Linked DNA regions of Homo sapiens: region 1 is linked to region 2. The links are chromatin loops, found by intact Hi-C in ENCODE. Cell type or tissue: GM12878. All regions are shown on one strand. Links, peaks and the distances in the headings refer to the core of each region. The heading gives the core; the rest is flanking DNA. Region 1 has its middle 390 kb from the start of LINC02655. Region 2 overlaps SH2D4B (SH2 domain containing 4B).

What was found. Hi-C counts contacts between places; a loop is a spot of excess contacts. Peaks named below come from ENCODE experiments on the same cell type or tissue, not always from the same donor. Only the 100,000 strongest peaks of a DNase experiment are listed, where the experiment ranks them.
Region 1: a loop joins it to region 2, with 2.2 times the contacts of the local background. A loop is called at or near these places in 1 of 110 quality-filtered maps.

Annotation. Positions count from the first base shown.
Region 1 is chr10:81,026,884-81,043,389 of GRCh38, forward strand. No RefSeq gene overlaps it. Among named protein-coding and RNA genes, the nearest start is that of LINC02655, 390 kb to the left of the region's middle. RefSeq lists an enhancer at 2,172-2,673. In GM12878, for the core only: no CTCF peak of the experiment used is centred there; DNase peaks (open chromatin) are centred at 5,088, 7,622, 8,740 and 9,588; H3K27ac peaks cover 1,272 bases.
Region 2 is chr10:80,591,477-80,607,982 of GRCh38, forward strand. SH2D4B (SH2 domain containing 4B) reads left to right here. Exons shown (of 8, transcript NM_001388272.1): 5 at 12,103-12,319. Among named protein-coding and RNA genes, the nearest start is that of LINC02655, 50 kb to the right of the region's middle. In GM12878, for the core only: CTCF peaks have their summits at 5,371 and 8,116; DNase peaks (open chromatin) are centred at 6,875 and 8,045; H3K27ac peaks cover 477 bases.

The DNA.
Region 1 (16,506 bases), core at 5,082-13,081, 440 kb after region 2:
GGTTGACCACAGGCATCTAAAACGATGACAAACAAAACTGTAGATAAGGGGGGGGGGACTACTGTATATGATATATATCTGTATATATAATTTTTATTTAAATTTTGTAGTTATTTAATGAAATCCATATTCTTATTTATTTTTTTCTCTCTTCTCTCAAAAGCTGAGATAATATATAATGTTTCCTACAACGATGGTAATTTTGCCAATTTCTGTTTCTATTTCTTACAAAGATTGTTTTATCTATTTGAAATACAGCAAGATTTTTTTTTTTCCAAAATGGCAGATAAGGGGCTTTTTGGTGCCTCAGTCATTTGGAAATAATGATATAATGTATAAAGGTCAATGCTGTGAGCTTTAATGCAAGAAGGAAAATGGGAATCCACTGGAATTGTGAAGGACACACCAGGTCCTGGGGAGGAGAATATGGGCAAAGAGCCCCTGTGATGGCATCCAGCTGATAAAAGTGAGTGAAGCTCCAGTATGCAAAAGAGGCAGAGAGCTTCCCTCTGTGATTCATCTTTCCCCTGGGGATCCAAGCAATCCAGGCTAAGGGAGAGCACTTTGTTTCTCCGAAGCTGTGGAGCTAACTTGGAGAGAGCCTTAGAAATGCTGTGAAAGAGAAACACTGGGAAAAGCTGCAGGCATTTCCCCAGACCTGGGATGCTGAGCAGGATGCCATTTTTAATCCAGGAGCATACAAAGTTAGTCATTCTCTGGTGACCTGGCAGCATGGCTGTGTAGTCAGTTTTGGGCCAGAGATTGGAGCACTTGCTCTAGAGTGGGGCAGATCTCGTGAGACCCATTCACTATCACAAGAACAGCACAGGAAAGACCCGTCCCCATGATTCAGCCAGAACTGTGGAAAATGCCTTAGCAGTAGGCACTGGAATTGTGCTATTCCCTGTTGCGGGCCTACGGCAGGAGAAAAGTTACTACAGCAGCAGTTTCTCCTGGATGATGAGACTGGTAGCCAGGACCAGCTTGATGACTTGGAATAGGTCTGCATTAGTCATTCTGGGTAGCCCAGCCTGCTCCCCTGAGACTGTGGTGCAGCAAGGTCCTCTCTGCTCCACCTCCAGGCAGAATTTGAGGTATTCAGAGCATTCAATTTTCTGGACCAGCAGCCTGGGCATCCCCACTCTTCATGGACATAGATAATGGTGCAGTGGGGCCTTTTCATCTCTACCCGCAGGCAGAAATCCAGACATTTGGAACACCCAATTGTCTGGACCAGCAGCCTGACCCTCCCCACTCTTCCTCTGCATAGATTGTGGTACAGCATGGCACTGTCTACTGATTGTAGGTCAAATTTCATAGCCCAATATAAAACCTTCCAACAAACATGTATAGGGGTACAGAAACAAACCCAAAAGACCCTACTCAGCATTCTCTGTAGGTACACTACATAGGGAGAAAGGGAAATGGAAAGAAGGAAACAATAATATAAGGAAAGAGAGAAAGGGAAAAAAATCCTACCTGCATGAAAATAATTACAAAAATTGAAAGTGTTAACATCTCCAGATGAGACAGAACCAGAGTAAGAATTCTGGCAACATGAAAAATCTAAAGTAGTACCACCACCAAAGGATAACACAAGCTCTCCAGCAATGGTCCCTCATGAAAATAGAAACTCAGAAATGAAAGATGAAGAATTCAAAACATGAATGGTGTATTAGTCCATTTTCATGCTGCTGATGGAGACATACCCAAGACTGGGCAATTTACAAAAGAAAGAAGTTTAATGGACTTATAGTTCCACATGGCTCAGGAGGCCTCACAATCATGGCGTAAGGCAAGGAGAAGTAAGTCACATCTTATGTGGATGATGGCAGGCAAAGAGAGAGCTTGTGCAGAGAACCTCCCATTTGTAAAACCATCAGATCTTGTGAGACCCATTCACTATCACGAGACTAGCACAGGAAAGACTCATCCCCATGATTCAGTCATCTCCCACTGGGTCCCTCCCACAACACGTGGAAATTATGAGAGCTAAAGGTGAGATTTGGGTGGGGACACAGGGCTAAACCATATCATCGGCCTCTGGCCCATCCAAATCTCATATCTTCACATTTCAAAACCAATCATGCCTTCCCAACAGTCCCCTAAAGTCTCAACTCATTTCAGCATTAACTGAAAAGTCCACAGTCCAAAGTCTCATCTGAGACAAGGCAAGTCCCTTCCACCTACAAGCCTGTAAAATCACAAGCAAGTTAGTTACTTTCTAGATACAATGTGGGTACATGCATTGGGTAAATACACCCATTCCAAATAGGAGAAATTGGCCAAAACAAAGGGGCTACAGGCCCCATGCAAGTCCAAAATCCAATGGGGCAGTCAAATCTTAAAGCTCCTAAATGATGTTCCGTGACTCCATGTCTAACATCCAGGTCATGCTGATGCAAGAGGTAGGTTCCTATAGTCTTGGGCAGCTCCACCCCTGTGGCTTTGCAGGGTACAGCCTCCCTCTCAGCTGCTTTCAGGGGCTGGTGTTGGCTTTTCCGGGCACATGGTGCAAGCTGTCAGTAGATCTACCATTCTGGCGTCTGGAGGACAGTGGCCCTCTTCTCACAACTCCACTAGGCAGTGCCCCAGTAGGGACTCTGTGTGGGGACTCCCAACCCTCATTTCCCTTCTGCACTGCCGTAGCAGAGGTTCTCCATGAGGACCCTGCCCCTATAGCAAACTTCTGCCTGGGCATCCAGACATTTCCATACATCTTCTGAAATGTAGGTGGAGGTTCCCAAACCTCAATTCTTGACTTCTGTACACTCACAGGCTCAATACCACATGGAAGATGGCAAGGCTTGAGGGTTGCACCCTCTGAAGCCATGGCTTGAGCTCTACAATGGCCTCTTTCAGCCACAGCTGGAGCAGCTGGGACACAGGGCACCAAGTCCCTAGGCTGCACACAGCATGGGGACCCTGGGCCTGGCCCATAAAACCGCTTGTTTCTCCTAGGCCTCTGGGCCTGTGATGGAAGGGGCTTACACAAAGGTCTCTGACATGCCCTGGAGACATTTTCCCCATTGTCTTGGTGATTAATATTCAGTTCCTCTTTAGTTTCTGCAGCTGGATTGAATATTTCCTCAAAAAATGGGATTTTCTTTTCTATTGCATTCTCAGGCTGTGAATTTTCCAAATGTTAATGCACCTCTCAAATTTTTTTTATACTGTTTCCCTTTTGAAACTGAATGCCTTTAACAGCACAGAAGTCACCTCTTGAATGCTTTGCTGCTTAGAAATTTCTTCCACCAGATACCCTAAATCATCTCTCTCAAGTTCAAAGCTTCACAAATCTCTAGGGCAGAGGCAAAATGCCACCAGTCTCTTTGCTAAAACATAACAAGAGTCACCTTTGCTACAGTTCCCAAAAAGTTCCTCATCTCCACTTGAGACCACATCAGCCTGGACTTTATTGTCCATATTGCTATCAGGATTTTTTCTCAAAGCGATTCAACAAGTCTCTGGGAAGTTCCAAACTTTCCCACATTTTCCTGTCTTTTTCCAAGCCCTCCAAACTGTTCCAACCTCTGCCTGTTAGCCAGCTCCAAATCACTTCCACATTTTTGGGTATCTTTTCAGCAACACTCAACTCCTGGTACCAATATACTGTAGTAGTCCATTTTTATGCTGCTGATAAAGACATATGTGAGACTTGGCAATTTACAAAAGAAAGAGGTTTAATGGACTTACAGTTCCACATGGTTGGGAGGGCTCACAATCATGGCAGAAGGCAAGTAGAAGCAAGTCACATCTTATGTGGATGGTAGTAGGCAAAGAGAGAGCTTGTGCAGAGAAACTCCTGTTTTTAAAACCATCAGATTTTGTGAGACCCATTCACGGGAAAGACCCGCCCCCATGGTTCAATCATCTCTCACCAGGTCCCTCCCAAAACATGTGGGAATTATGGGATGAGATTTGGGTGGGGCTACAGATGAGATTTGGGTGGGGACACAGTGTCAAACCATATCAGACTGCAAGTAGGTTTAATGAGATCTAAGACAAGGTTGGGAATCAGCACAAAGAAATTTCTAAAGCAATCCAGGAAATGAGGGAAGACAGAAACCTCACATAAAAATATTAACCTTTAGTGTAAATGGTCTACATGTCCCCACTTAATAGTCACTGCATGGCAAGTTAGATAAAAAAAATGAGACCCACCCATCTGCTGTCTTCATGAGACCCATCTCACATATAACAACACCTAGGTTCAAAGTAAAGGGTTAGAGCAGGCCTATCATGCAAATGGAACACATAAAAATGCAGGGTTTGCTATTCTTGTGTCACATAAAACAGTCTTTAAGCCAACAACAGTGAAAAAGGACAAAGAAGGGCATTCTATAATAATAAAGCGTTCAGTTAAACAAAAAGGCTTAACTCTTCCAAATATATATGCACCCAACAATGAAGCACCCAGATTCATAAAACAATTACTACTAGAACTATGAAAAGACTTAGACAACCAGACAATAATAGTCAGGGACTTCAACACCCCACTGGCAGCATTGGACAGATCACAAGGGGAGAAAACTAACAGAGAAATTCTGCATTTGAATGTGACACTTGATCAATTGGATCTAATAGACATCTACTGAAGACTCCACCCATCAAACACAGAATATATATTCTTCTCATCTGTACATGGAATAAATTCCAAGATGGACTACGTGTTTGGTCGTAAAGGAAGTCGAAGTCCCAATAAATTTTAAAAAATTGAAATCATACCAACCATATTCTCAGATCACAGTAGAATATAAATAAATATATATATTAATACCAAGAAGATTTCTTGAAACCATACAATTACAGGGAAATTAACTTATTTGCTCTTGAATTACTTTTGGGTGAATAACAAAATTAAGGCAGAAATAAAAAATTATTTGAAACGAAAACAGACACAAAACATACCAAAATATGTGGGATGCAGCAGTATTAAGAAGAAAGTTTATAGCACTAAATGCCTATTTCAAAAAGTCAGAAAGATCTCATATGAATGACCTAACCTCACACCTAGAGAAACTAGAAAAACAAAACAAACTAATACCAAAACTACTAGAAGAAAAAAAACCCCACTAATATCAGAGTGAAACTTAAGCAAATTGAGACACCAAAATACATAGAAAGAATACATGAAACCAAAAGTGGGTTCTTTGAAAGGATAAAGAAGATCTAAGAGTGCTAGGTAGATTAACAAAGAAGAAAAGAGAGAAGATTCAAATAGCCAAATCTGAAATGAAAAAGGTGGCATTACAATTGATCCCACAGAAATACAAAAGATCACGAGAGATGCTTATGAACATCTTTATGCACACAACTAGAAAATCTAGAGGAAATGGATAAACTCCTCCTGGAAATAATCTCTCAAGATTGAAGCAGGAAGAAATGGAAACCCTGAACAGCCCAACATTGAGTTCCAAAATTAAATCAGTAATAAAATACCTGGTCAGGCACAGTGGCTCATGCCTGTTACTCCAGCACTTTGGGAGGCTGAGGCAGGCAGATAACTTGAGCTCAGAAGTTTGAGACCAGCCTGGGCCATATGGCAAAACCCTGTCTCTGCAAAAAATACAAAAATTAGCCAGGCCTGGTGGCATGGGTCTGTAGTCCCAGCTACTTGGGAGGCTGAGTTGGGAGGATTGCTAGAGCCTAGGAGGTTGAAGCTGCAATGAGCCATGTTTGTGCCCCTGCACTCCAACCTGGGCAACAAAGTAAGTCCCTGTCTCAAAATAAAAACAAAAACAAACCTACCAACCCCCAAAAGCCCCAGACCAGGTGGATTCACAGCCAAATTCTAACAGACACAGAAAGAAGAGCTGGTACCAATCCTACTGAAACTATTCCAAAAAATCAAGGAGAAGCTATACTTCCTTAACTAATTCCATGAAGCCACCCATTCTGTGATCCCTGATATCAAAATCTGGCAAAGACACAACAAGCCAATATCTCTGACAAACATAAACACAAAAGTCCTTAGCAAAGTACAAGCAAATTGAATCCAGCAGCACATCAAAAAGTTAATGAACCATGATCAAGGCATCTTCATTCCTGGGATGCAAGATTGGTTCAATATATGCAAATTAATTAATGGGATTCACCTCATAAACAGTATTAGAAACAAAAACTATATCATCATCTCAATAGACACAGAAAAAGTTTTCAATAAAATCCAACATCCATTCATGCTAAAAACTCTTAAAAAAATAGGCATCCAAGGAACTAACCTCAAAATAATAAGAGCTATCTGTGACAAACCCACAGCTAACATCATATTGAATGAGCAAAAACAAAGCATTCTCTTTGAGAACTGGAACAAGAACAGAATGCCTGCTCTCACCACTCCTACTCAACATAGTACTGGAAGTCCTTACCAGAGCAATTAGGCAAGAGAAAGAAATAAGAGGCATCCAAATAGGAAAAGAAGCATTTAAACTATCTCTGGTCATGATATGATTTTATACCTAGAAAACACTAATGGCTCTACCAAAAGGTTTTTGGAAGTGATAAATGACTTCTGTAAAGTTTCAGGATACAAAATCAATGTACAGAAATTAGTATCATTTCCATACACCAATAACATTCAAGCTGAGAGCCAAATCAAGAATGCAATCCTATATATAGTAGCCACAAAAAAATACCTAGGAATACATCCGACCAAGGAGGCGAAAGATCTCTACAAAAATAACTGTAAAACACTGCTGAAAGAAATCATAGATGACACAAACAAATGGAAAAACATTCCATGTTCATGGATTGGAAGAATCAATCTTGTTAAAATGGCCATACTGCCCTAAGCAATCTACAGATTCAATGCTATTCCTATTAAACTACCAAGGTCATTTTTCACAGGACTAGAACAAAAAACTATTTTAAAATTCATATAGAACCAAAAAAGAGCCCAAGTAGCCACAGCAATCCTAAGCAGAACGCAAAACAAAACAACCAAAAAACAAAAAGAAAGAAACAAAGCTAGAGGCATCATACCACCCAATTACAAACTACACTATAAGGCTACAGTAACCAAAACAGCATAGTACTGGCACAAAAATAGACACATTAACCAATGGAATGGAATAGAAAACCCAGAAATAACACTGAACACCTACAGCCACCTGATCTTCAAAAAAAGTTGACAAAAATAAGCAGTGGGGGTAAGGACTCTGTATTCAATAAATGGTGCTTGGATAGCTGATTAGCCATAGGCAGAAGAATGAAACTAGACCCCTACCATTTACCATATAGAGAAATTAACTCAAGATGGATTGAAGATTTAAATGTAATACCTCAAGCTATAAGAATTCTATAAGAAAATCTAGGAAACACCACTTTGGACATCAGCCTTGGGAAAGATTTCATGATTAAGTCCTCAAAAGCAATTGCAACAAAACCAAAAATTGACGAGTAGACCTAATTAAACCAAAGAACTTCTGCACAGCAAAAGAAACTATCAACAGAGTAAACAGACAATCTACAGAATGGGAAAAATATTCTCAAAGTATGCATCTGACAAAGGTCTGATATCCAGAATCAATAAGAAACTTAAACAATTGAATCAGCAAAATCCAAATAATCCCATTAATAATGGGCGAAAGAAACAACAGACACTTCTCAAAAGGAAACATACACACGACCAGCAAGCGTATGAAAAAATGCTCGTCATCACTAAGCATCAGAGAAATGCAAATCAAAACCACAGTGAGATACCATCTCACATCAGTCAGAATGGCTAGTAATAAAATGTGAAAAAAACAGCAGATGCTGGCAAGGCTGTGGAAAAAAAGGGAACTCTTACACACTGTTGGTAGGAATGTAAATTAGTTCAGCAACTATGGAAAGCATTCTGGAGATTTCTCAAAGAACTTAGAACTATCATCAGTCCTGTTACTGGGTCTATACTCAAAGAAAAATAAATTGTTCTACCAAAAAGACACATGCACTCATATGTTTATTGTAGCACTATTCACAGTAGCAAAGACATGGAATCAACCTAGGTGCCCTTCAACAGTGAATTGGATAAGGAAAATATGGTACATATATACCACAGAACACTATGCAGTCATAAAAAAGAATGAAACTGTGTCCTTTGCAACAACATGGGTGCAGCTGGAGGCCATTATCCTAAGTGAATTAATATGGAAACAGAATACAAAATACACATGTTCTCATTTATAAGTGGGAGATAAACAATGGGTACTCATGGACATTAAGATGGCAACAATAGACACTAGGGACTCCAAAAGAAAGGAAGGAGGGAGAGGGGAAAGGATTGAAAACCTAACTATTGGGTACTATGCTCAGTACCTGGGTGATGGAATCAATTGAAGTCCAATCTCAGCATCATGTTTTAAGGAGGTTCTTGTAGTCATAGGGTCTATACTAGTTTCTTATGAGAAGAATATGTGGGTACTTCAGGGAAGGTGAGTAGGTGAATGTGATGTTTGAACTTCAGATGGAGGGAGGTTTATATTTTTCCAGGTTGTCCAGCAGGAAAGGAAAAATATTTTAGAGAGCAACTGACTCCCCGTGTCAAGGCCTTTTGGGGAATGACATGTTGTTTGGGGTGGCTTATTGAAGAGTAGAGGTACAGAGAGAGTTGGAACAGGTGAGAGGTGGGTTTGCTGTTCACAGGGCAGAGAGAGAAGAGTGAGTAGTCAGTGGCTATTCAACATGTGGAACAAGCTGTCATGCTGAGCTGTGTATCATGAAGTTTCAGAGCAGAATAGAAGACAGTCTTACCTTATCACGGCGAAAGCAGAGGCACTTTGTTTCAAAGATGAGAAAATTCAAGCTCTGAAGGAAATGGAACCTGGCTAAGATCACACAACTGTGAAGTTCTGAGCTGCGATTTCAACCCAGGTGTGTCTCACTGGAATGGAGCCTCTTCAAGGCAATGCCCTGTGGCGATAGGAGGTACATGGCCAAGCTGCAGGAAAGGGACACAAAGGAGAGAAATTCTTGTGTTGGACAGAGAAATGGCCATCTGTGCAGCCATTTTTGGGGGGATGGATGTCTGATGGGGGTGCTAGGGTAGAGGCAATGCCGGCAGGGCCAAGGTCCTAGAAGAAGTGTACTCACAGTCATACCTGTGGGGTATAGGTGCCAGAAAAACATAACCATTCAACAGAGTAGTTAGAGTGTTTTTAGCTGCTTGTTAAGAGCTTAGTACTGTGATTATGAGGATTTATACAACCATCATTCAGCATTTTAATTTAAACACTGGAATGCACATGAGATGACAAGCCCCCTTTCCTATGAATGTTCTAGAGGAAGGTGGCATCAGATGGGAGGAAGACAGCACTCAGAAGGTGTGAACTGAGGGTGGGGATGTGGAAACTTGGTCTGAAAGATCTAACGTTTTGGGAGTGGGTAGCAGATGGAGTTGTAGGGAAATGTGAGGAGACTCTGGGAGCCTTAGCAGCTGGCGAGGTTGGGAGGTTGGGGCAAGATCTTTATAAGAGATTTCCACCTTGAAAAATTCCCCATAGTAGGTGTGACCCAAGAACAGCGTGGGAAGCAGTGTGACAGACGCTGGGCTGTGAAGTCTCTATCCTTGTTACCATGGCATCTGCAGAAATGTTGTACTATATACAATAGCCTCCTGAGAGGTTCAGGGGAAATAAGAAAAATGTGGTTATGTTCTGGTTTTGGTTTGCATCATCCCCAGATGCAGAAAAATGTGGGTAGATGAACAATTCAGGCAGAACCAAAAATCAACTAGAGGAAACAACAACAACAACAATGAACTCACAATGATGAGTATGCCAAAGGAACACAAGAACCAATTGAAAATGTTTCCAGTGCCCAAAGTTAGAGTAATCTGAGTAAATACATAATTAAAGCAATATTGAATTATAAATCAAAGTATAAAATAAATAATAGTGAGTTCATACTGATGTAAATAACGATTAAATAAATGAGTGGAGAAGAGACAAATGTCTCATACAGAAGAATTTTAAAAATTTATATAGATATTTCACCCTCAAGGAAGTGGAGCATATTCCTTACTACTTAAGTATGAGGGACACACATGTCCTTCCAAAGAGTAGTGTATGGAAGTCAGGCAGGGAGAACGAGTTTACACTTTAGAAACATGCAAAACACTATCTCATAGGTGACCAAGGTTAACATTAAAAGTGACAAATTATGTTGATAGTACCATTTATATGATGTCATAAGAATGGTGCTTACTTCTGTGGTCTTCCTTCCCCAAACTCTTAACTCCAGTCTAATCTTGAGAGAAATGTCAGACAAAGCCAAATTGAGGAACATTTTACGAAATACCTGACTAGTACTCCTCAAACTGTCAAAAACACCAAAAACAATGGAAGTCTGAGAAACTGACACAGTCAAGAGGAGCCTAGGGAAACGTAACAACTAAGTGTAATGTGGTTCCTGGATGGCATCCTAAAACAGAAAAATAACATTAAAACTAAGGAAACTGAATACAGAGAAAGGACTTTATTTAATATTCACCAATGTGAATATATCAATATTTATCCACAAATTATAACCAACATGTCATACTAATGTAAGATGTTAATAATAGGGGGAAACAGGTGTTGAGTATATATAATATCTTCACTTTTTTGGCAAATAGAAAACTATTCTAACATTAAAAGTTTATTAAAAAATGATGAATTTTTGCCATAACATATGAATAATTACACTAAGTATAAATGGTCTAAGTCTACCAATTATAAGACAAAGATTAACAGGATGTAAACAAAAAAATGACCCAACTGTATGTTGTTTAAATACATTGATTTCAAATATCATAAGTAGGTGAAAGCAATATAACAAGCAAACATTAATCGAAAGCAGGAGTAACTGTATTAATATCAGATAAAGTAGACTTCAGAGCAAAGAAAATTGTCTAAGATGGAAAGGAATATTATTTAATGATAAAAGGGTCAATCTTTTTAGAAGACATAGTAATCCTTAATGTTTATTCACCTAATATAAAGGCTACAAACTATATGAAGCAAAAAGTGATATAACTTAAAGGAGAAATAGACAAATTTACAATTATAGTTGGAGTCTTTAAAATCCCTTCTCAATAACTAATTAAACAACTTAGACACAAATTCAGCAAAGATATATAGGAACAAGTTCAGATGCCGCCAACAACCAACAGGGTCTAATTGCATTTATAGAACACTCCACTCAACCACAGAAGAATACACAGCCTTTTCAAATTACCACAGAACATATTACCAAGATAGAACATATCCTTGGCCATAAAGCAAACAATGAGAAATTTAAAGGAATTAAAACCACACAGACTGCTTTCTTTATCACAATGGAATCGAACTAGAAATCAGTTGCAGGAAGACAATGAGAAAATATCCAAACACTTGGAAACTAAACAACATACTACATAATAATCCATGAGTCAAAGAAGAAGTCTTAAAGGAAAATTTAAAAGATACATTGGACTGAATAGAAATGAAAATGCAACATCTAAATTTGTGGTATTAAGCTAAAACAATGCTGTGAGGGAAATTCATAGGACTAAATGCTTATATTAGAAAAGGGTAAAGTTCCAAAATCAATAATCTAAGTCCCTCAAGAAACTTAAAAAAAAAGTCAAAGTAGACCAAGCAAGCAGAAGGAAGAAAATAATAAAGATAAAATTATAAATTAACAAAATTGAAAACAAAAAATTTTTAAAAAATCAGTGAAACAAAAAGCTGCTTCTTTGAAAATATCAATAAAATTTGCAAACTTCTAGCATGACTAAAAAAAGGTGACACAAAATGCTAATATTAAGAATGAAATAGCAAATATTACCACAGACTCTGAAGGAATGGAAAGAATAGTAAGGAAATACTGTAAACATCTTTACACCCATCAATTTAGCAACTTTGAAAAAATGGACCAATCCTTAAAAACACAAACAACCACAATGCATTCATTATGAAATGGATAATTTAAATAGCCATGTAATTATTATGGAAATTAAATTCATAAGTAGACACCCCTCAAAAAGAAATCTCCAGGTTTAGATGGTTTTACTAGAGTATTTTACCAGATGTTTAAAATAGAATTAACATCAATTCTACAAAGTCTCTGCCAGAAAGAGAATAATCTTTTATGAGACCAGCACAACATGATACCAAACCAAACCAGATTAAAAAAAGAAAATGACAGATCAATATCCCTCTCAAAAATAATGCAGAAATCCTTAATAAGACATTAGTGAATTTAGCAATATATAAAAAGAATTATACATTATGACCAAGTATGCTTTATTACAGGGGTCAAGGTTGTTTTAATATTGTAAAATTAATCAATAAAATCATATTAACAGGCCAAGGAACAATAACATGATTTTATCAACAGATTCAGAAAGAGCATTTGACAAAATTCAACACCCATTCATGACAAAAACTCTCAGAAATCTGGAAATAGTGGTCAATTTTCTGATCTTGATAACAAATATTTACAAAAAACTTAACGGCTAACATTATAGTTAATTACTATGACTAAATGTTTTTCCCCTAAGAACAGAAAAAAAAAAGGTAAGAATGTCTGCTCTCACCACTGCTATTCAGTGGTCATGCTGGAATTTCTGGCCAGCACAATAAAGCAAGAAAAAAAAAAAGGCATACAGATAAGGAAAAAAAAAAAAAAAAAAAGAAACTGCCCCTGTTTGCAGATGGCATGAATGTGGAAAATTCAATTAACCAAACTCTCTTAGAATTAATTAGATAAGTTCAGCAGTCTCAGGACACAAGATCAACATGCAAACATCAACTCTATTTCTATATTCTAGCAGTGAACCTGTTGAAACTGAAGTTAGAATACCATTTCATCATTAACCAACCAACCAAACAAAACACACACAACTTAGTTGAAAACCTAAAAAACATGTCCAGGACCTTTATGCTGTAAACAAAATGCTGATACTAGAAACTAACAAATAAAAATCTAAATAGACATACTGTGTTTATGGATTGAGTCAGTAAAAGAGAGATGTCAATTATCTGCAAATTGATATTCAGGTTTACCAGAGCATTCTCTCCTTCCAGTGTTAACTTCATTTCAAAGGGGCTAAAGACCCAGACAGCAACTTCCTGCCTTACTCCCACAATCCTAAATCTTTAGCATATTTTTGTAGAAATGATTACGAACAAGAGGACAAAGAAATTACTCTGTATCTCAACCTGTAATTTTTCTCAAAGCAAAAGAGTTGGAAGGCAAAGTTTCCCTCTCAATAAAGTTATTTAAGATCAAGTCAGAAACCCCTTGATGGTGGTGGAGGCGGGGAGTTATGGCTGTTCTTTGACTATCCTTCCCACGTTTATCTAATCTCTGGAAGGTAATGATAACCAGAAACATCATCATCATCATCATCATCATCATCATCATTATGATAGCCGCTTGTGCTATGGGCCCACAACCTGTGCTAACTACTAACCCCATAAGGCCAAGAGGACTTACAAAAATTGCTCAGATTCGTACGGATTGTTAATAGCATCAGGAAAACTCCAACTTGGGTTTCCATGATTACAAAGCCAGTGAACACCACCAGTGGAAATCGTTAGAAATATATTTGTATTTATTTTTATCTTACCTATTTCTTCTGTCCATTTCTATTGTTTGCTATATAATTACATAACATAACATTAATACGATTATATATTAAATTAATAAATAATTAATGGAAATTGAGATTAATTAATTAATTAAAAGTGAGATTTTTAAAAGGTTTCCTTTGTACGAAATTATATAAAATCTGGAAAACCACTCTAAACTGCACTGTCCTGCCCTCTTTATGCTGGTTTCTATGTCCTTATATAACTCACCTGTATATGTCATCCATCAACACCCCAGTGATGAGTAATAATTCTAATATGCAAGGTCTGTAAGTGAGAAAGCTGAGCATTATGATTAAATGGCTCTACATCTCCATTTTTCAAAATGTGTTTGTTAACATGAAGCAGAACAATTTTCTGCACCCACCTTAGAGGTCCCACTGTGTAGTGCTCTCCTATCTGAGTTGTATTCTTCAATATTTGGTGTGATTAACAGTGGGGGTAGGGCTCACACTCAAAACAACATACTGCTTTGCCATTTCTCCTATGAATTCTTGAAGCAATGAAAGTCAGAAAAACATTGTCAGGATAGGGTCATAATAAAAGGCCCTATTGAATGCTGTTCTCCTGAGCCTATAAATTCAGTGAAGTTTATTGTTCTGATCTTGAGTCCACAGATTATGCTGTTTGCTTTAAGGCACTAAAGAAGCAGTCAGTTTGAGCAGCAGTAAAATTTCTGCAGAATAAACAAACTCATAAACTGGCATTCTACAACTTCCTTCCACTGCACTATTTCGCCATGGTTGTTTCACTTCAGGATCACAGTGGTAAAATGATGCAAAGTACAGACTGACTTCTAGGATTTAAAAAGACAAGATTAGCATTTCGACAATACCTAACAAATATCTCCTAACTTAAAAATTTTCAAAATATTTCAATGATGTATCACTCTCTATGGTAATAAGCACAATGGTCCAGTGGTATTTTTAGTGACTTGGGCAGCTTTGTAGTCTGTGAGCAAGTGCATTTCAGGCGATTACTGCAACAGGACTGTGCTGTTCTTGGCTACTGTTGTGATTAATTGACATTACCCAGGAAATGCACAGCTGAAGGTAAGAGATGCCGGCATAAATGTGGCACCATAATTTGTAATTGGTGTGTGTCTTCCCTATATATCTCCTTAGCATCCCTTTCCTTTTAAGCAGCTACAGGGCCCTTTTATAATTCAGCATCTGTGTAAATCTGAGATTCTCTGGTCTTTTGTAAAAGCCCAAACCATTTGAAGAGAGACTGTAGGTGTCCCAGAGGGGTTTGAGTAAAAGAGAATGACTGAGGAAAATGAGAAAGAAAGTCAAGTTTTCTTCCCCAGCCTGAGAAGGATATGAGCAGCCGAGAACAGTGCTCAGCGTTTTGGCTGTGCACCAGGAAGGTGGGAAATTGTTGGTTGGCTAGGATGAATATTAAGTTTGCTGGGCTCAGAGCCCAAGTATTCACAGCCCAGCCTAAGAATCTGTGTCCCAAATGTGTCAAAGGAGCACCAGAACCACTGAAGGAACCTTATGTGTGCAAAGCCAATAAATATGTTGGTGGTTTCCAGTGTGGACAGATGGCTGGTGACTGGAATGGTGTCCTCAGTACCTTTAAAATGTGCCTCGAGAACAAGCCCAGCACATTTAGCTTGGGAACTGGAAAATGATTGGAAGTGATTTCCCCAAATCATGATGAAAGCTTGCATGCCAGAATTTGCAGGCTGTTGTTCACATCAGCTATAAGATATTCTTTTCTTATACCCTTAAGATCTGCAACAATCACTATCTTCCTAAAGACATTCACTTCTATGATAATACTTTCCAAATCTCTTGTAAAATACATCTTTTCTGTTGTACCTTAGATTCCACTTACGACTTCGTTTATGTTCCATTTCAAAATACTTTGTGGTATTCTTTTTGATATTGCTTGCATTATGTAAGTATGCATATTGCCTGCTTTTAGCATTATTTATCTCTGCCTTTTACTGGGGAGTCTGATAGCTTATTCTGTTTATTTTATTTCCCAGTACTTGAAATAGAGCCATAAGGAGCAGCATGAGGGGGCTTATATTAACATACACATACTGACACTGAAAAGAGCAGAAGAAAAGCAAAAGATGAAGACCAAATGCCAAGACTGTTTTTCTCTTATAACCTAGAGCATGTGTGTTATAGTGGGCGTATCATATTTCATTGAATCTGTCTAAGGTATTGTTCATTGTACAGTCATTGTTTTAGGTACTAATAAGAAAGAAAATATGCTGCCAATAAAACTGATACAATGCTTCCTTATCACTTAAAATTTTTGTTTTCTACTTATTGGAGGAAATCTTATAGTTACTTAACTATAGACTTTTATTGTATGTCACTCTTGTACATGCATAAAAAAGAAAGTAAAAGTGAGATAAATGAGTTACCCTATTCTGAAGCTTCTTCACTTCTAGCATCTGACTTTCCTGAATTACCTTCTAACTCAGAGTTATCAAATTCATGGGCAACATTTTTCTAGCGAACACCCCATTATTATCTCGGAGTTCTCTCCCAGTAAGCTGATGTTGCCACTTTTCATGTTTGCTCATGCCAAAGAAATGGCAACTACATCATAATTGTCATCTGCCTGCAACAATCTTAAGATGCCATATTGTAATAAGCACTTCTGTTTTAATTATATTACATATTTTAAAAGAATGTGTGCATAAAAAGTAAGGAAACATGGAATTAACAGTTTCCATAATTTGTTATAAAATAGATTCATGACATAGGAAAATTATTCTGTAGGATTAAAAAAAGACCTTTTATTTTGCTTTCTTCTTACACTTTTATTTTCAAGGCAAAATACAAAGCCTTTTCTTTGTATTTCATTTCTTTAAAGCTTTCAGAAATGTTATAGCCCATGAATATGGTGAAATGATTTGCCACTGCAATGGTTTAATCAAGAT
Region 2 (16,506 bases), core at 4,496-12,495:
ATGGAAGGTACACTAAGAGCCAAACTGGCTTTTTTTTTTTTTTTTTTTGAGTCGGAGTCTTGTTCTGTCACCCAGGCTGGAGTGCAGTGGCGTGATCTCAGCTCACTGCAACCTCTCCCTCCCAGGCTCAAGCAACTCTCCTGCCTCCCTAGTAGCTGGGATTACAGGTGTGTGCCACCACACCCAGTTAATTTATGTAATTTTAGTAGAGACAGGGTTTCATCATGTTGGTCAGGCTGGTCTGGAACTCCTGACCTCAGGTGATCCACCTGCCTTGGCCTTCCAAAGTGCTGGGATTACAGTGTGAGCCACCATGCCCAGTCCAAACTGGCTTTTATACAGGCCTGCTCTCTTGATAGCTAACCAACTCCCATGATGACCCATTAACCCATTAATACATTAATCCATGAAAGGATTAATCCATTCTTGAAGGCAGAGTCTTCATGATCCAATCATCTCTTAAAGGTCTCACCTCTTAACTGCCACACTGTCTTCCAAAGTGACTGCACCATTTTATATCCTTATTAGCAATGTATGAGGGATCTAATTCCTTGACGTCCTTGCCAACCCTTGTAATTTTTTGTGTTTTTTATTATAAAAGCCTTTCTAGTGTGTGTGAAGTGACATCTCATCGTGGTTTTGATTTGCATTTCCTTAATGACTAATGATGTTGAACATTTTAAAAATGTGCTTTATGGCTGTTTATATATCATCTTTGGAGAAATGTCTATTCCAATTATTTACCCATTTTTGAATTTTTGTTGTTGAGTTGCCAGAGTTCACTATATATTTTGGATATTAATTTCTTATCAGAGATATGGTTTGCAAATATTTTCTCATATTCTTTGGAGTTGTCTTTTCACTTTCTTGATAGTCCTTTGAAGCACAAAAAATTTTAATTTTGATGAAGTTCAATGTATCCATTTTTTTGGTTGTTTATGATTTGTGTCTTACCTAAGAAACCATTGCCTAATCCAAGGAAGGTCACACTGGCTTACACCTATCTTTGTTCTAAGAGCTTTATAGGTTTAGCCCTTACATTTAGGTCTTTGATCCATTTTGATTTAATTTTTGTGTGAGGTAGGGTTCCTACTTAATTCTTTTTCATATGGCCATCCAAGTTGTCCAAGCACCATTTGTTGAAAAGACTATTCTTTCTCCATTGGATGGTATTGGAACTCTTGTTGAAAATCAATTCACCAAAAATATGTCTGTTTCTGTACTCTGTCTCTCTGTCTCTTTTTTTTTTTTTTTTGAGATGGAGTCTCACTCTGTCACCCAGGCTGGAGTACAGTGGTGTGATCTCAGCTTACTGCAAGCTCTGCCCTATGGGCTCAAATGTCTATCCTCCCATTTCAGCATCCTGAGTAGCTGGACCACAGGCATGCACCACCATGCCTAGTTTTTTTTTTTCGTATTTTTATTAGAGACAGGGTCTTGCCATGTTGCCCAGTCTGGTCTTGAACTCCTGAGCTTAAACGATCTGCCTGCTTTGGCCTCCCTAAGTGCTGGGATTACAGGCGTCAGCCACCATGCCTGGCCTGTTTCTGTACTTTCAATCCTGTTCCATTGATTTATATGTCTGTTTCTTATGCCAGTATGACATAGTCTCGATTACTGTAGCTTTCTTGTACATTTTGAAATTGGGCAGTATGAGACCTCCATGTTTGTTCTTCTTTTTCAGGATTATTTTGGTTATTCTGAGTCCTTTGTATTTCCATTTCCATTTTAGAATCAGCTTGTCAATTGTTGCAATAAAGGTAGCTGGAATTTTGATAGTGATTACATGAAATCTGTAGATCAATTTGGAGAATATTGCTATCTTAACAATATTTAGTCTTCCAATTCATGATCACAGAATGTCTTTCCATTTATCTAAGTCTTTAAAAATCTCTTTCAATAATATTTTATAGTTTTCAGTGTAGAAGCCTTGCCCTTGTTTTGCTAAGTTTATTCCTAATGGCGTATTCTTTCTGATGCTATTATAAATAGAATAGTTTTCTTAGTTTCATTTTTGGATTGTTTATTGCTAGTGCATAGAAATGCAATTGACTTTTGTATATTGATCTTGTATCCTGTAACCTTACTAGCCTTGTTTATTAGCTGGAATGTATCTTTTTGTGTATTCCTTATGATTTTCTACATACAAGATAATTTCATCTGCAGATAGAGATAGTTTTACTTCTTCCTTTCCAGTTTGGATTCCTTCTATTTTGTTTTCTTACCTAATTGCTCTGGCTAGAACTTCCAATACTATGTTGAATGGAAGTGGCAAAAGGCAGCCCTCTCTTGTTTCTCATCTTAGAGGTAAATTTTTAGTCTTTCACTATTTTGTTTTGTTTTGTTTTTTTGAGACAAGGTCTCACTTTGTCACTCAGGCTGGAGTGCAGTGGCATTATCTCAGCTCACTGCAGCGTCAACTGCCTAGGCTCAAGTGACCCTCCTACCTCAGTCTCCTGAGTAGTTGGGACTACAGATGCACACCACCACATCTGGCTAATTTATATATATATATTTTTAGCGACGGGGTTTTGCCATGTTGCCCAGTCTGGTCTTAAAACTCCTGAGCTCAAGAAGTCTGTCCACCTCGACCTCCCAAAGTTCTGGGATTACAGATGTTAGCCACCATTTAATATGATGTTAGCTGTGGGTTTTCATACATAACCTTGGGTTCAGGAAGTTCCATGCTTTCTTAGATTGTTGGGTGTTTTTATGATGAAAGGGTGTTGGATTTTATCAAATGCTTGTTCTGCATCTGTTGAGATGATCATATGTTTTTTGTTCTTTATTCTATTAACGTGGTGCATTCCATGGCTGAGTTTCATATACTGAGCTAGTCTCACATTCCTGGGATAAATCCCACTTCTTTATAGCATATAATCCTGTTTATATGTTGCTAAATTCCATTTGCTACTATTTTGTTGAGGATTTTGCATCTGTATTCATAAGAGATATTGGTCTGCAGTTTTATTTTCTTTGATGTTTTTGTCTGGTTGTGATGTCAGGGTAATACTAGCCTCAAAGCACAAGTTGGAAAGTGTTCATTCCTCTTCTATTTCTCATGATGAATTTGTAAAGAGGAATTAATTTTTCTTGAAATATTTAGTATAACTCACTAGTGAAGACATCTAGTCCTCGGGTTTCTTTACGGGAATTTTTTTTGATTACGAATTTAGTCTCTTCACTTGTTATGAACCTTTTTCTCTTGAATAAATGCTCACTGAATTCCTGTAGGCCTTTGGTTAATTTCTAACAATCTGAGAAAGTTGGCTCTGAGGATTTTCCAGTGTTTTCATTGTTTTATGGAAGAGAGGATTTTCAGAGGACCTTAATTCACCTTTTCCACTGATACCTTTTTAAGCTGACATATAATTAATTTGGTGCCAGTCCTAAAACACCCAGAACTTCTGGGACAAATCTGGGGCCATAACTGGGCAGTTGGGAAGGTGGATGGGTGGAAAGTATTTAATTTTGTGTTGAATCTTTTTTTATTCCCAGTGACCTAGCATGTAATCAAATGCTGGAAAAGGAATAAACCAAACAGCGTCTAAAAAAAAAATTAAAAAAATTTAAAATTTAATTTTTATTTTGTACAATTTTTGCACCATGAGGCAGTTGCAATTTTTAAGACACCAGTGTTCCTTCTGCTTCTCAGCATTGATGTCTCAATCAGATTTTCTTAGGTCTCTTGGGCCCTGGCAGACCAAGGGCTGTGTGCCCAGGCCCAGAACAGAGATTATCCTGTATGCAGATGCCTCAGAGTAGCAATGCCAGCACAGTGCAGTGCAAGCCTCATCTCTCAACCAGGTCTTCTGTTTCTCTCTCCTAGGGACTTACTGTTGTATTTACAAAAGAGCTTGAAAACTGGGCTGTCTTTGCTCTCCAAGCTCCCTTATGGCTGCTGTTTTCACATATGTTTATGCTGAAGCCCACTAGGTAAAGAAGGTGTGAGCAGCTGGCCCGGGTGAGGAAAGTGAGGGGGCCCATGGTCCCTGGTCCCCTGAATCTTCCCCGCTTCAGGGACCCCTCTGTGAAACCCTTTGGGCTGTGTGTAATATATTTTCAACACTATTGCCCTGGCCTAGTGGCTGCCTTTAGCTTGAGATTATTTTTTCTATTAAGGAAAGTTCCCTTCCTACCTGAGTGACTGCTGCACTCAGAGGCTCTTTGAATCAATGAAAGCCTAAGAGATTGTGCTATTCAGATAAGAGTCAAATCTCAGGCCCACTCCAGCAGTGTAAGCAGGGGACAGACTCCTCTGTCCTCTCCTCCTGGAGTACCAGAGTGGCGAGTCCACCCAGTTCTTCAATCCCTCCTTAATAGCGTGTTCAGGGAGTAGTCCTATCATTGGTTTATGGGAGATGGAAAATGATTGGTTCTCTCTATTTGGAATGAGAATGGAATCACATTATGGAATGCATGTGTATGCAGTTGAAATTACAGTGGGATTTTGCTTTTAAGTCTCCATTCCTTGTTACTTGGGTATTGGTGTGTCCTTGGGCTGGGGAGGGAAATGTGGGTGGGGTCTGTTTATATTCAGGACCATGCCTCCTTTTCTCTGTTGACCTCTTCCAGCCTTGGGACCTGGGTTTCACTGTTACCAGTTACTTCTTCCTTTCAGAGTTAAAATTATACAAATGCAACATTGTGGTCAAAGCTCATTTTTTATCTGGGGCAAGCTCCTAGGCGATGCCTCAGGGGCATACGCTCAGGAGAGAGTGTTCCCCTTGCTCATTGATAACGTCTGGGCAGCTGCTGTTGAACTATTTCATGCCCATTCACACATGGGTTGGAGTTGTTTTAAGAATTGCCAAATACTGCTAAAAACTGTGCCCTCACTAAATTCATCTGAATGCCCCAAACCCTGAGAGTTCACAAAGCCTTAGGACAGTCATTGCTCATGAGCCGAGAACAGCCTCATAGCAGAGCATTGGCATTTCTACTGTGTACTGATAAGGAATCTCAGGCTCAGACTCAATAGGGAGGTCGGGGCATCAGGCGCAAATGAAGGCTTTTCTTTTTCCTTACTCTTGGCCTAGTGTTCTGGCCTGCAGCTTAGGTATCTCCAAAAGCAGCCTGTAGGAGGGATGTCTTTGGTCATTGGCCTCACAGGCCTCCAGGGGTCCATGCACAGGTAGTTCCTCATGGGTTCCGTCCTGTGGAGTTACTGCTGGGCATTCCAAGGACTGCCGAGGGGTGGCTGAGGTTGCGGGAACACTAAGCAGACATTACAGTCTATAACAAGTTTGTTTGAAATAACAGAATAAAGGCAGATGGAGGCTCTATCTTTACTGAAGTTCAGTGCTGGTGCGTAGCTCAACATTGATCTTACTCGCAGAACGTTTCCCTGCAATGCTTCCTCCTGCCGCTTGGGGGAGATGCTTGTCATCTGCACCCAGTTAAGACTGAGGAGCAACAGTATACGCTTGGCCTTCGGTATTCTTGGGTTCTGCATCTGCGGATTCACTCAACCTCTGACAGAAAATATTTGGAAAAAAACAATAAAAAATAACATAACAATAAAAATAAAAATACAGTATAGCAACTATTTACATAGCATTCATATTGTATTAAGTATGATAAGTAATCTAGAGCTGATTTAAAGTATATGGGAGGGTGTGCATAGGCTATACGCAATCCCTACACCATTTTATAAAAGGGGCTTGAGCATTCGCAGATTTTGGTATTCATGAGAGATGGGGAGTGGAGGAGGGGTTTCCTTGAACCAATCCCCTGAGGATGCCGAGGGACAATTGTACATCAATTGAGCTCCTACTGTATGCCAACCATTGTATTAGACATATTTCCTCCCCTCAAAATCTCAGCCTGGAAAAAGAGGCTTACATGCCCGAGTTACAGTTCAATAGGTAGGTGTGCCAACATAGGTTTGTATAAAATACATGGGGAGGCCAGGCACAATGACTCATGCCTGTAATGCCAGGACTTTGGGAGGCTGAGGCAGGTGGATCACCTGAGGTCAGGAGTTTGAGACCAGCCTGGCCAACATGGTGAAACTCCATCTCTACTAAAAATACAAAAATTAGCCAGGCATGGCGGTGTGCACCTGTAATCCTAGCTACTTGGGAGGCTGAGGCAGGAGAATCTCTTGAACCCGGGAGGTGGAGGTTGCAGTGAGCTGAGATCGTGCCATTGCACTCCAGCCTGGGCAACAGAGCGAGACTCCATCTCAAAAATAAATAAAATAAAATAAAATAAAATAAAATACACGGGGAGAGAGTGAATCCCTTTCAGAAGGGAGAGCATTTGGAAAGGCCCTGCAGAGGAAATGGCATTTGGTTCAGGGAAAATGGGTGGGCGAAGAAGGTGGGACAGGGTGTCATAGCAGAGGGAACTGTGTTGAGCAAAGCAAGATCATTGTGTGCATAGGTCATGGCACGTGTTGCAGTGTGGTGGCAGCCTGGGGTTCTGGTGATGAAAAATGAGGCTTGAAAGATAAGATGAGAAAGAGTTTAAAAAGCATTCATTTAAATTCAGGATGAAAGAGGAGGCAGGTGGAAAGAGGAGGCAGAGCAAAGGTTTATACTGACAAAAAATCGTGAACCATTACAAAGTTGTCACCCGAAGCTACTGCAGTGTGTGGGAAGGAGCACTGGACTGGGAGTCCTGTGCTAGCTCTGCCCACTTACTAGTGTGGCCTTGAGCAAGCTCTTGCTCAGTTGCTCAGTTTCCTCATTTGTAAAATGGGGTTAATCATGTTGAGCTGAGGCCTGTTGGGAGGGTGAAATGAGAGAGAGGAAGTAACAGTGCTTTCTAAGTTGTAAAGGTCTGTGTTCATGAAGTGCTCTTCTTTTTTAGCTACACAATGGGACGGAAAGTTAAGAGCAGGGCTGGTTTCTCATTAGGGATGGAGAATGGAAATCGTCTGGCCCAGGAGCTGCTTGATTGCTCATTAATGTACGGTGTGGCAACTGAAAATGGGAAAGCCTCTGAAAACAGAAAAGATGTGATCATTCAGGCCCTGTGGTTTTAGTTCCTCATCTTAGCCTTTCTTAAAGAATGATGAGTTAAACTCCAGAGCCTGTCATTCACATTCAACAAAACCATTCTGCACTCAATTAATTTAATATGAAAGATATAGTGGGCCATTAATCTATGGGGGAGCAGCAGTTTTTGATAAAACACCCAAATTAAATTTTCCAAGTTAGAAAAAAGGGAAATTATCCCATTTAGTATCACTTGAATACCATTAGTTATTCAGTTCAACAGAGAATTCAGTCAGTTATTCAGCAGAGCTCTGGCTTCTGAGACTCTCTGAATACATCAGGCACAGAAATTCATTTCATAGTTTTTCAACTGTGAACTTGTAGGAGTGTGGAGTTAGATAACATCTAGTTGCCCAGAGATTTAGAGATGAGCTAGCCTGACTTGAGAAATGATATTATTTGTAAAAACTGGACATTTATCATTGCTACTGTTACTAGGTTAGAAATGTAAGCAGGACTTTGGAGTTGTCAGAGGGACTTGTGTTCACCTGTGGCTCCTTGACCTGTGTCATTCTGGTTGTGGCCTTTAACCAACAATCTGCACACTGGTTGTCTCACTTCTTGCCAGGTTTTTGACAGAGCGGAGTGGGAAACGTGGGCTCAGGCCCAGGTCAGGGTCCAGTGATATGGGTTCCATTTCCTTTCTTCTTAAAAAGGAGTGCGCACCAGAGTCGGGGTCAGTGATACTAAAATGCTGTAGGCTTGAGACAGGTAGAGCCGGAAGGGGCTAGTGGGGGTAGAGTCTGGGCTGGGAGTGGAGTGGGCACAGCAGAATTTTGGGCTGGGAGGACAGCTGAAGGAGAAGACAGAAGAAGGGCTTTCTCTATCCCTTGATGGGATGGGACATCGTGCAGTTTCTCCTTGGACATAACTGACTTGAAACTCTCCTTGAACTCTAGGTGCCACATATTTTTGGTGTTATAACTCAGAATAATGCTAGCCTGAGCTCCCATGTGGCCGATTAGTGTCCTGCTTAGGGTCCTCTCTCCTCTTGAATTAGCTCAGGAATCCCTGGGGGCTTTATGGTTCCCCAAAGCTGAGTCATTACAACATTCACATGGGTGTGAAGTGCTCTGGTCTTAAGGAACTCCTGCAGTGGCTCCTGGAGGCCACAGGGGGTCACTGTTGGCAGCCATCAGGCGTTGCCCGCAGGCTTCAGGACCACAAGGGTGGTTGGCTGCCGACCTCAGAAGCCTTGGATAAGGGTTGAGAGAGCCCTTTCCCTTGGCCCAAGTTTAGCTGTTGTCGAACTTTGCTTACCTCGTCTTGAGTGCCAAACCCATTCTTCCACCAAGGGACCATGGCTCCAGCAGGCCGAGTCACAAAAGGCCTGTGTGATACCCTTCAGCATCTCGGCTGCCTGTTTTCCCTCCCTAGGGGTCAGAGGCTTTTCCTGCTCACACTTGTTTTTTCCATTCTCTGACAAGAGACCCTGACTCCACACATCTCCTCTGCTCCCACATCACTTCCCCACCTCCACTCAGGGATGGACCCTTTCTAAAGGTGCCATTTCAGCTTCTTTATCTCACAGTAAACACGACAATAACAGATAATATTTAATAAACCTAGCCCATGCCAGGGCTTTCCAAGCCCGCCATGTACTGTCCCATTTACATCTCAGAGCAACCCAGTCAGGCCCCCACTTTATGGACAAGGAAAGAAGGTGTAGATAAGGTAATTCAGGTTGCCCAAGATCACACGGAGCAGAATTTAAACACATGCACTTTCACATACAATTCAAATCTTTACTGATTTCTTTCCCCATATTATAGGATGGTTCATTAATTTTCAGGGACATTGTTCTATTCACCCAAGGGATTACTACAAATTAATGTTGCTTTGAAGCATGGAGTTTCTCTGCAGGATGTAACCGGATCATCTGAATTCTACAGGACACTGAGCTTTTTCTGTCTGGGCAGGGGAGTAGGGTGGGCCTGAGATTTCTGAGCTGACCCGGTTGGTCTGAGTTGGTGAACACAGCTGCACAGAGGCAGGTTTGTAGCTTGGTGGGAGCGTGGTGGAGCTACAGTGCAGAGTGGCATGTGTGTGTGTGTGTGTGTGTGTGTGTGTGTGCTGGGGAAGGAGCCCACTGAGCTGAGAAAGTAAGGAAAGTAGGCAGGGCACTTCTCAGGGCCTTACCTGGCAGGCCAAGGTGTTTGTATTTTCTGTGTGCAGTGGGAGCCACTGAAGGCTTTTGAGGAAGAGAATGGTAAGATTAGAGCTGGGCTTTAGGAGAATGGGTTTAATCTTTGTGTGACAAATGGCTCAAGGCCCCACCTGTCTGAATTCCAAAAACCCGGCTCCCTAGTCTGCATACGATTTCCTTCTGTAGCCTGCCTGCCTGTCTGTCACTGAATGTCACTGTCTCTCAGGGGCTGTAATCTTCCAAAAGTCACGGTCCTTGTAGGGCACGAGCTTCTAGTTTTTAGTTTGCAGTCAAATGTCTGCAAAGCCCATCCCGGGGCATCCTGACCTTGTTGGAGCCTTTCGTCACAATACAAGGCTGGTATCATGGTGTTCTTAGGGTCTGGAACTTACAGACCTCCCTTTTGAGTTTTAGAAGCCGCAACATACGGATGTCTTCTCAGGGCCACTTGGCAGACACAAGGCCCTTCCTTGAGGAACACAAAAAGTGGAAGGCCAGAGAGAGGGGTGTCTTGGAGTCTTGTAACATAAGGAGTGACAAACCACTGAAACCTCAGTTTTCTCTCTGGAATGGCCTCTTCCCTTTTCTTTCTCTGGAAAACTCTTATTGATCTTCCCACACCCAGTCAAATTATTTCCTGTGATGGCTGCTGGCTCCCCAGCAGAATGCGAGGCTGCTGCCCCTAAGCTCTGACAATACTTTATTGGTCTCTTTTTTAAATGATGCTCACTACTTTCTTCATTATGCTAGAGATATTTGTTGGTCTTATTTTCTCAACTTGCCCCTGAGTGCCTTGAAAGAAGGATTTGCTTCACTGTTATCTCTGTATCCAACTCAGGGCCTAGTGCAGCACTAAATACTTAAATTGAGTCCAATCAGTCATACAAAAATACGTATCGCCTGCCGACTGTGTTCTTGGCACTAGAATATAGCAATGAATAGACCAAAGCAAACTCTCCACCTGCCCTCGTGGAGTTCACAGCCTAGTGGATATTCTGTATGGGACACCCATGGGGGCACTTCCATAAATACCTTCTGAGGGACAGACTTCATGCTGCCTTCTTCAGATCTGGGAGATGTTCTGTTCCCAGAAAGGGTTCTTTGACAACTTGTGAAGTAGAAATGCTTTCTTTCAGGAACAGGTCTACTGACCTTTATCCTGCAAATACTCACAGTGCAGTTCTTGGTAGGTGCCTGCTATGCATGTCTTGAGTGGCACTGGAGTAGAAAGAAACTAAGATTTTACTCTGAGAAGAGAAGGTGACTCACTAGGGCTGGGGCATTAGCCTGGTGCAATTAGAAGAACAAGGCCAGCAAGAGGTTTTTTTGCAAAATAGTTGGATTTTAGAGGCAGATAGGGGCCTGCCAAGATGCAGTGAGACTACAAAATAATTGGTTTTAATTCCAGAATTTGCCTCTAATGGGTTTTGTTCCCTTTCCGGCATTTTCCAGGTCCCAGAACTCCCATTTGAGATTTAGAAGCACAGATATCTTTTCAAGGCCACTTGGCTGAGACAGGGCCCTTCCTTGAGGAGCACAAAAAGATGGAAGAGGTCGTGCGTGGGGGTTCACTCTTATAACCCCAGTACTCTGGGGAGGCCAAGGTGGGAGGATTGCTTTAGCACAAGAGTTCAAGACCAGGCTGCACAACATAGTGAAGCCCTGTCTCTACAAAAAATTAAAAAACTTAGATGGGCATGGTGGCGCACACCTGTACTCTCAGCTACTCAGGAGGCTGAGGTGGGAGGATTGCTTGAGTCCAGGAGGTTGAGGTTGCAGTGAGCTGTGATCGCACCACTGCACTCCAGCCTGGGTGACAGAGTGAGACCTTATCTCAAAAAATGAATATATACACATCTATTAATATATGTGTATGTGAAGACAGAGGGCTAGAGAGCGGGGTGTCTTGGAGTCTCGTAAGCTGTTAGAGTTAGCAGAAGATCCTCTTCCCCCTCCCTGCCCACACAGTCACCTACCAGCTCTCAAGGTCATGGGAAACCAAGAAAGGGTTCCAGAACTGGGACACCAGTGTTTCCAACAACTCATCTTGTGGTAGCAGGAAGGACAGTTTCTGGCCTGGTCCATTAACCCAGTTGGGCAAATTGCTGTCCTTCCTTGAGCCTCAGTTTCCACATGAATAACATGAGGAGGTTGGGCCAGATGGTCTTTAAATGCTCCTTTGTTTTTTAGTAGGAAAGAGCTCTGGTGTCAGATACACAGGGTTTTAAATCGAAGGTAGCTGCTTGAGTGGTGGGACCACGGGGTGGAAAGAACAGTGTGGGTTTTAGAGCCAGGCACACCTGGGTTTCTGTCCAGGCTCTGCTCCTTATGAGCTGATTTACTTTGGGCTAGTTACTTAACCTCTCAGAGGCTGGTTTCCTCACCCATAAAGCAGAAATAATGATGTTCCCTGCCTGGGTGGTTGGGGGAAGTCCCTTAGTGAGATAATGCAGGGAAGGCACCAAGCCCAGGGCTTGGCATTGTCAATGTGGGTGACGGTGGTAGTGTCTGGAGATGCTGGCCACCTTGACGGGTGAGCTGAGTGGGCAGAGGATTTGAGGAGCTGCTCTGAGCAGGGCACTCCCAGGAAGAAATAGATAGGGAGATGGAAATTTCCACCCCAAGGTGGCTTGGCCATTCTGGAATGGCGTCACAGGAACAACCAGACAACCCTAAACCGTCAGGGTATCTTTACCTCTGTAGGGACAGGCTTGCCCTAGGGGTGCTGCTAGGGCTGGGCGGGGCCTGCTCTGTCATTCTGGGTTCTGAGCTTCCTTGCAGCCAGGTGAATCCTGAGGTTCCTGGACTATTAGGTTGGTGCAAAAGTCATCGCGATTTTTTGCCACTACATTGCAATTACTTTTGCACCAACCAAATACTTCCTGTCCCAGCTGGCGCAGTGCACCGCCTGGGCTGCGGATCTGGGCTAACGTGCTGTCTTCCTCTTTCCAGTGCGCCGGTCCAAGGCGGCTGATGAGGAGAGGAGCCGCCGAGCCCAGCGCGCCCGGGACGAGTACCGACACCACTCGCTCCGTGCTATCCAGAAGGGCACGGTCGCTGGCCTCAGCTCCATGTTCCGGGAGCTTGGCCAGAGCCATGAGCAGGAGGCAAGACTCTACCACCACCTCCCCGACCCGGGTCTGCCGCAGCCCCTTGCCCTGCCGGTCAGGTGGGTCCAGGCTCCGTGTTGGTGTGGTTGGGGCAAGGGCCTTGGATTAGGGCATGGGACACCGGGGTCCCCGTCCCGGGTCTGCCCCAGATTTGCTGTGTAGTTTGGGGCTAGCATTTCCCCTCTGGACTTCAGCCCTAGTCTAGGGTAGGAGAGGGAGGAGAGATGTGGGAGTTGGAGATTTGTAATAACTTTGGAGTTCTGGGAGCTTTGACCTTTTTAAGGTCAAGGATTCCTTTGAGAATCTGAAGAAAGCGGTGTACCTTCTTCCCCCTCAAATATGCATATATAAAGATCTAGAATGTTTGCATACAATTTGAGACTCTAAGGGCCTCCGGCTAAGAACTTGTAGTGAGACCTCAGATGGGTAAAGCATGGCCGGGCAGCCTGGACACCAGGGCTTGCTGCCTGTCGGAGCCCCAGGCAAGCCAGTTTTTCTCCAATTGGAATAGTAGGTTTGCAGTTTAGCATGGTTGGTTGCAGGCGGGTCCTCACACACATTTGTGTCCCCTGAGGGTTTGTTTGGCAAGGGCACTTAGGTGACTGTCCGAAATTGCCAGGACCAAAGGTTAGGAGGTTGCAGGGAACCTCTCTTCTTTCTACCTGCCCCCACCTTAGGCCACCCCAAGGTTTGGCCTCTCTCCTCTTGGGTGCCCTCCTTCCCTCATCATTGTTGAACAACCACTGTCCCCAGGAGGGCCAGAGGCTGGGTGGTGAGCACCTGCCTGCTCCTTTAACCTCAGGTAATCTGCAGAAGAGTCCAGTCACCCCCAGATAATGAAGGGGTGTCTGAGTTTTGCTTTGCCTCTGCCTGCAGTCTAGGGACAGTTGATGTCTTCATTTCTTCCCCTCCCCCCTTCCCACCCTTTCCTTTCTTGTCAAGTATAAGATTCCCAAACCAGAAGGTTTAAAAAGGTATACTGAGAAATGGCTGACTCCCTCTCTCCCTCCATCTACTCCACTCCCCCTTCTTCCAGAGGTCACTACTGTTCTTAGTTTTTTTTTTTTCTTTTTTTGAGACAGAGTCTTGCTCTATTGTCCAGGCTGGAGTGCAGTGGCGTGATCTCAGCCCACTGCAAGCTCCGCCTTCCAGATTCACTCCATTCTCCTGCCTCAGCATCCCAAGTAGCTGGGACTATAGGTGCCCGCCACCACACCCAGCTAATTTTTTGTATTTTTAGTAGAGATGGGGTTTCACTGTGTTAGCCAGGATGGTCTCGATTTCCTGACCTTGTGATCTGCCCACCTCGGCCTCCCAAAGTGCTGGGATTACAGGCGTGAGCCACTGCGTCCGGCTCTGTTCTTCGTTTTTTATGTATCCACTCACTTTGTTTTTGCAGTTACCGTCATGAAAGGCCTTATTCCTCCTCTTTTTTTTTTGTGGAAAAGTTTGCATTTTATGCATGGGGTTCTGCACTTTGATTGCTTTCCCCTCATTTAACTAGTTTTTAGAAGGCTTTTCATATCAATTCTTATATTATCTATTTAGGCTTTTTTTTTAACAGGTGCATAGTATTCTATACAATGTGCTGTAAATGATCTTTTTATTGTGTTGTCTTTTCCTTATTGAGTTCTAAGAACTCCTTACATATTAGGGAAGAGGATTCTTTTGTCTGTGATAAACATTTTTTCTCAGTTTGGCACTTATTTTTTGATTTTCATATGAAATTTTTTGTCATGCAGGAATTCTTGATTGTTACAAGGTCAAATTTTCTTTTATATCTTCTTTTTTGTTTTGAGACGGAGTCTCACTCTGTCTCCCAGGCTGAAGTATAATGGCACCATCTTCGGTCACTCACTGCAACCTCCGCCTCCCAGGTTCAAGTGATTCTCCTGCCTCAGCCTCCTGAGTAGCTGGGATTATGGGTGCGTGCCATCACACCCGGCTAATTTTTGTATTTTTAGTAGAGACAGAGTTTCACCATATTGGTCAGGCTGGTCTCGAACTCCTGACCTCAGGTGATCCACCTGCCTTGGCCTCCCAAAGTCCTGGGATTACAGGTGTGAGCCACCACACCCGACCTCTTTTATATTTTCTAAATTTGGGGGCATAGTTAGAAAAGCCATCTCCTCATCTATGCTTTTTAAAAGAAACCTAGAATTTGTCCCTCAGGCCCATTTGATGGAGCCACATGGACCATGGTGCAACCTGGCTCTGGGCTGGCTTTGTGCAGCCAATAGGGGAGCAGTGGCCTCATCCAGAGTGAGCCTCAAAGGGGACAAGCAGCTGTGCATACAGGGCAGCAGGCCCAGGCAGTGAGAGGGCCCTCCTACCAGCCTCTCTCCTATAGCCGCCCCATGGGACGGGTGCCCATGGCCTCACTGCTGTCACCTCTGTGGCGCCTGTCAGCACACCTCATCTGTTTGTGCTAAGAGCAGATGCATGCCGCTGATGGGAGGAGAGGTTCAGATTCAGGAGTGAGGCTTTGGGCCAAGTGGCCTCGTGGAATACACATCTAGTATTTATACTCTTTTTTTTTTTTTTTAGTTTTGAGTATTTATTATCCTTATTTTAATAAAATTTATTTAATTGCACATTTATTAGATTTAACTTTTCTAAAAAAATTTGAGACTGAGTCACTCTGTCACCCAGGCTGGAGTGCAGTGGTGGTCCGATCCTGGCTCACTGCAACCTCTGCCTCCCAGGTTCAAGTGATTCTCCTGCCTCAGCCTCCCAAGTAGCTGGGATTACAGGCGCGCGCCAGTACACCCGGCTAATTTTTTGTATTTTTAGTAGAGATAGGTTTTCACCATGTTGGCCAGGCTGGTCTTGAACTCCTGACCTCAGGTGATCCGCCCACCTCGGCCTCCCAAAGTGCTGGGATTGCAGCCATGAGTCACTGTGCCCGGCCTGTTACATTTATCTTTTAATGATGGCTGTGTTTAACAACTGGCTTAGAAAATTCCTGAAAATTTAACAGTCAGCTCTTGTGGACCAGTATACAAGCTGCTCACATATCTTTTTACCCAGGCCCTACTCTTTACTGCTGGTATGACTTTGGCTAGTAATTTCAGTGCCAGTATCTATACTAAGGAAATTATCTGCAAATTGGAAAAAGCGCAAAGATGATTATCATAGCATTATTAATAATGGCAAAAAGTCAGAAGCAATGTAATTGTTTACAGTGAATTTTGGTTAAGTCAATTCACTGGAATGTTTTCTGAAAATAAAAGTGACTCCTTTGAAGGGTTTATAACAAGGGAAAATGCCATAGATTAGCTGAAAAAGAAAAAAGAAGTGAAAACTGTCTAATTTATATAGAATGATCAAAATTTTAAGGTATATAAATGTAGCATTTATATTCTGGGGGAGTCAGATTCCCTGCTTAGAAACTCTCTGCTTAGAAACGAATTCAAATCGACTGCTTAGAAACAGAGGGACAAGAGTGAGTGAATTTATTTTTTGCTGTTACATATAACTTCCTATTGCCTTCTAAGGAAAGCGAGTCCTAGAAACTAGAGGAGTTTTTCCACCGAGCACAGCTATTTTTTGGGGGATGCAAATGTGGAAGAAGAGGCTGGGTGAAGCAGGCTGCCCTGCACTGCTTAATGAAGAAGAAAGACATCTGAGGTTACTGAGAAGGAAGAGTGTGAGGACTGGGAACACAGGCTGGCTCTCTGTAGGGCTGTAGGGGGTAAAGGAAAGCCCAGAGTGGCAGCGAGTGGGAAGACAGGGGCTGGAGGCCAACTCCACAGATGACAGCTGTAAGCCATGCAATGTAACCTCACCCTCTGTCCTTCCAACATCTTTTCTCAAATCTACAGTGTTCACTACTGTGTGTGTGCATGCATGTGCATGTGTGAATGTATTCAGTTTAGGGCGAGTAAAGAAATGCCCCACGGATTTATTCTGGGCTTATAAGGAGGTACGCTGAGCACAGTGTCAAAGTGAGGGTACAGGGCAAATATGGAGACCACATGAGAGGACAGCTGACATTGATTTTATAAAAAACAAGGATAACCATGAATTCTAAATGCCAGTACTATTAGGTGGATGACAACAACAAAATAAGAATTTACCAGTCTCCTGTCACTCAGTTGGAAATGGCGAAGAGGCTTTGGTTGTTCAAGGTGGGCTGTTGCCTTGTTCCTCAGATGCTGTATTGTTATTATTATTTTGAGACAGAGTCTTGCTCTGTTGCCCAGGCTGGAGTGCAGTGGCACGATCTCAGCTCACTGCAACCTCC